Linked DNA regions of Homo sapiens: region 1 is linked to region 2. Evidence: chromatin loops called from intact Hi-C (ENCODE). Cell type or tissue: gastrocnemius medialis. All regions are shown on one strand.

Region 1 (2,500 bases), 60 kb before region 2:
ACAAAGAAAATGTTAAATAATTAAGCAAACAGGCCTTTTTACCTGAAGATTGAAGTGTTTTATTTTCCAAATAATTAACTTTCTAATTGCTGATTTTCCTGAAATACTGTCGGGAGAAAACTTGCCCTGAACCCCAGTTTGTATCAGATAAATTCAGTGACTATTTTATTTTATATTTATTTATTTTATTATTAACTTATTAATTAGAGATAGGGTCTTGCTGTGTCACCCAGAATGGAGTGCAGTGGAGTGCAGCTGGGACTACAGGTGTGCACCACCATACCTGGCTAATTTTTTGGATTTTTTTGTAGAGACGTGGTTTCGCCATGTTGCCTAGGCTGGTCTAGAACTCCTGAGCTCAAGTGATCTGCCTGCCTCAGCCTCCCAAAGTGCTGACATTACAGGCGGGGGCCCCTGCTCCTGGCCATAAGTACTGATTTTGAATTATTGATCTGTTGATTTTTCTATTAATCTATTCTTGGTTATTAACTATAAGTTAAGGATTTCCACAGAGAAATTAATATTTAATATGTGTGAGGGTGATGCTAATGAGCTTAAAGAAATTGTGCAACTGGAAGATAAATCATCAGGACTATACACTCTTTCCTTAGATCTTAACATAGTTCATATCATTCAGTCACAGGTCGTTTGTTACCTACTCAGAGATGCTGTTTCTCTAACTACCCGCATCTCACACTCCTCAAACTCCTGCTCCCCTTTCTAGGCCCAAGTTGCCCATCCCTCCCCCACTGAAGCCTTCCCTGATTCTCCTGCTCTCCCTCTTCCTCTCCCTGAAGAATGAATTCTTTCTCTGTACTTGGATTTGTATGTCACTCAGAAACAAACCAACCATGTTGGTCCGCTTTACCATCTTCATATCTTTATATCCTTATTATCAGATTATTTATTTATCTATTGTCTGTCTTTGCCATTAAAATGTAAGCTTCCTAAGAACAGAAACCTTATATGTTTTGTTGGCTGCTGAAACCCATGTGTTTAGAAGAGTGCCTAGCACATATGTAGGTGCTTAATAAGTATTTGTTGAAGGAATAAACAAAATGAACAAACAAATGGATAAACTTGCTTATTAAAGGGAAATTTATGCATGCAGTTTCAATTTTTAAGGGGCTAAGTGAATTTTTTTTAGATCACTCTTTATAGGTGATGTTCACCTGAGTGAAAGGTATTCCCTTTCTTCCCTTCCTATTGGTCACTTTATCTGGGAGTTATTTTATCTAGCCATTGGTGGTAGACTTTGAACATGTAAAAGTCTAGTAGGAGGTCTGTTGCTTAGAATCTTCAGGGATCTGTAAAGACTACGGGGTTCTCTGTTAAGAATGAGGTTGCATAGTTTATCCAGCTGGCCTTGGGATCAGGGTTTGCTTTTGCTCAGTGCCCAGTCCTCCAGCTACACTGCAAGTTTATGGGCTTAGGCAATAGCTTTGTAACTGCTATTTTTGGTTCTACCCACTAGGTCAGGGGCTGGCTATAGACCATTCTCAAAAAGACCCAAGGCTTTACAAAAGCTATTTAAGCTGTTATTTCTAGCCCCTAAACAGGAGCCTCAGTGGAGATTGTAACCAGAAGTCTAAGAATAGAATTCTAGAGGATCCTTCAGCTTAAGGTGTTGATAATAACCTGAAAGTATTAAACCAAGAAGAAGGATGCTGAAAGAAACAATAAAACTCAGAAAATAGAGTAGCAAACGAGATTTTTGAGAAACGAAAGGAGAGAAAGGCAAGGTGAACACTGTTTTGTCAGCCAGAAGTGAGTCATTACTGAGCACAGAATTAATGCTAGTGATATACCTGTGTTAAGATGGGAGGAAGCCACATATTCTAGAGGAAAATGATGCATGATAAACAGCTTGAGTCATCACCTCTAATGTTTAATTAAAAGTATCCAGAAGGCTGTAGATCTACACAGAATCTTTTTACTGCTTTATTATTATATAGGCAGTGCTACCTTTTCTCAAATACCAGTATATTCAATAATAAAAATTGATTCATTGAGTACGTTTAACCACATTTTATGACCTTTAAAAGATGTCTTCATAGTATGAATAGGATATGTTCCAAAAGTTAGTCTATAAATAAATTGCTGGAACATATCCTCAGCAGCTTAAATGACAGGTTTTATGGTATGTTCTGGGAAACTATTTATCTAACTAGGTGTGATTAAAGTGCTAATAAGACATAAACCACAATAAACATTAACAGCTCTTTCAAAACTTAATAATTACAAGGCACCAAACAAAGTGATTTGCATACACAATCATACTTAATCCCCCAAACACTATAAAATATGTATTGTCTCTCTTTTATAATAGAGGGTACTAAAGAAAAAATATTCAATACATTGCTCAGCTCACACAGCAAGGAACAAAGTTAAGATTTGAATTCAGATTCAACTGACTCAAAGCTCTTACTCTTTACCGTTATCCTAGTCTACCTAGGATAGGTAGTTGAAATAGTTGCATGCTTTATATACCAAGAAGTAT
Region 2 (2,500 bases):
TTTGGTTTTGATGTAGTGGTGATAGCTGTGGTCTTCACTGCGCTACAGGCCAGCTGACAAGGATGTTGCTCTCCTTCCAACCTGGGGCTCTTGGTTATCCTTGAAGGAGAGGAAGTGAAATCTTCTTATTTTAATGACCTAATCAGAGGAGCTGAATCAAAACACCATTTGGCAATACCTCAGTACATGATTCTCTAAGGCTCACAAAAAAGTTTTGAAGGAAAGGGTAGTTTGTACTTTCTATCTAAATAAACATTTTCTGAAGTCACAGTACAAAGAGTAGACTACAAGTCCTAATGACCATGGATATCATATACAAAACAAGATTAGTACCTGAGCTTAGGAGGGAGTATTTGTACTTACAACATCTAAAATATCAAATTAATGAGTCAGAACTTTGGCCTTCATTCTATCTGCCTTTGTAAAACATATCTCAGACTTCTCAGGGTAAACTTGATCTGATTCAAACTGGAAACAAGGTATCTCCTGGCCGAGATCTTCTCCTTTCAGATTAAACAGTCTGAAAGGAAAAATGGGATCTTCCCCATTTTAAGAGAATAAACATGTGTCTCTGAGGGGAAAAGAAAATGAAAACATTCTATCAACCAGCACAGCACACTGAGGAAGAGCCAGGTGCAAGCTCAGGGCAACAAGACACGTTTTCTCATTCTCCTTCACTGCCACCATCCTTTCCCAACCCCTGCACTCCCTCTGTCCCCCTCCATCCCCATTAAAAAACAGCAACAAACCGCTATGATTAATGACTAAAGAATAAGAGCAGGTGTACAATCTTTATACATTTTAGATTTGGATCAAATTCACTCTTCTCAATTCCTCTTCCTAAAGCCCCACCAATAATCCTTTGCCATCTGCCCCTCCTCCCCTTTCCTTTCTGAGGCTGCTAATGAAAGTGGGGTGGCCAGGACTGAAGAAGGACTTGAGCTGGCTGTCTCTGATTGACTCCTAGCTATCTCATGCCCCCGCTTCCTGCTGGCAGAAAGCAATGCAAAGTGACTGCTGTAGGAGCAGCTGCTGAAGCTCATTTCCCTCCCCCGATGCCTGTCACATTCTTGGGCAATATTTCAGAAGCTTACTCATCCTGCCACTCACTTCCCCCGCCCCCATACCCCTGCCCCCAAACAAGACATTAGGAAGGAAACATGAGAGATTTTATTTTAGCCTAATTGAGCAACAGCCCTTACTTCATCTTGAGTAAGATAAATGGGCTGTCCAACTTCACTTCTCACTTTATCTGTAATGAGGTTTCTCTCTCAACTGTTTACCAAAGTATTAAAAAGCACTTTGTAGCGCCGGCTGGTATATTCCATCAAAGAGAGTCAATAGAACAGATGAAGACATATGAGAAAGTCAGGAGATAAGGTGCCTTTTATGAAAGTTCAGATTCCAGACCTATTAAAAAGAACCGCTTCCCCCTCTGTGAATTCAGGGACAAAAAAAACAACCTTTTCCTCTTTGGCAGTAAGGTGGTTTCTCATAGGGTAGGACAGCACCTGGCAGGTTTTCCCAGAGTCTGATCGAGGTGAATAATTAATTGTAGTCATTAATGTCCGGGTGGTAAGAAATTGCCAGAATTGTAAGATCCTAATAGGCCATTAGCATCTCTATACTGGATGCACTTTAGTGGACTCTTCCTCTGACCAGCAGCGATGAAACACTGTTCTGTTCTTGCTCAGGCTCTGTCTCCAGCTATTCTGGAAGAGTCGGTCACATTCAGATGTTGAAAGGTACAAGATAGGGAGTCCGAGGAGCAGACCCTGCTCAAGATTTTGACACTAAATGCTGTGTGACCTTAAATGAGCCATTAAATCTCACCACTATATAATTTCTTCCCTTACAAAGTAGGGAGGAACTATCTCATGCTGATAACTGTTCTGATAGGAAATCTGTTTTGATATATTGTGATTTTTACCTAAGAATTAAGTATGGATATTTTGTTGCATTATAGCCTCAGTCCTGTTTGTAGCTGTCATTCAACAGTATGAGGGCCTACTATGCCTGTACTTGTGGTAGGGAGGAAGACAAGACATATAAACCTGCAAAGTGAAATAAAAGGCACAGCCCTGTTGGAATGGGAAGCCAAATTTCTACTCCTCATTCAAAACCTCATGAAATATCTCTCCCTGACTGCCTCCCCAGCTATCTTGGCAAACAGTGCATTCCATAGAAGATCAGGGCCTTTATCACCTCGTGCAGTCATCTGTCTTTTCAACCTCCTCTGACAGCCTGTTATCTTCTAAAAGAAAGGACAGTGTCCTGCTCATTTCCTTATTCCCCCATCCCTAGCATAGTTCCTGAAATATGGTAGGCATGCAATATTTCTACATAAGTAAATGGATGGAGTGAATAATAAATGCCAAATACAGACCATAAGATACAAAAGAGAGGCAGCCATGGTGGACAGAGCCCTGAAATAGGAGCCAGAAGATCAGGGTGCAAATCATCAACTTATTATTCCATGAAACTCTGACTTTGGGCTCTC

What was found. Peaks named below come from ENCODE experiments on the same cell type or tissue, not always from the same donor. Only the 100,000 strongest peaks of a DNase experiment are listed, where the experiment ranks them.
Region 1: a loop joins it to region 2, with 2.2 times the contacts of the local background. A loop is called at or near these places in 10 of 110 quality-filtered maps.

What each region holds. Positions count from the first base shown.
Region 1 is chr1:86,712,956-86,715,455 of GRCh38, forward strand. The region is part of intron 1 of SH3GLB1 (SH3 domain containing GRB2 like, endophilin B1); the gene reads left to right. Among named protein-coding and RNA genes, the nearest start is that of SH3GLB1, 9.6 kb to the left of the region's middle. In gastrocnemius medialis, no CTCF peak of the experiment used is centred here; a DNase peak (open chromatin) is centred at 1,402; H3K4me3 peaks cover 1,291 bases; H3K27ac peaks cover 2,500 bases.
Region 2 is chr1:86,773,420-86,775,919 of GRCh38, forward strand. No RefSeq gene overlaps it. Among named protein-coding and RNA genes, the nearest start is that of SH3GLB1, 70 kb to the left of the region's middle. RefSeq lists an enhancer at 193-1,392. In gastrocnemius medialis, no CTCF peak of the experiment used is centred here; a DNase peak (open chromatin) is centred at 1,032; H3K4me3 peaks cover 676 bases; H3K27ac peaks cover 2,463 bases.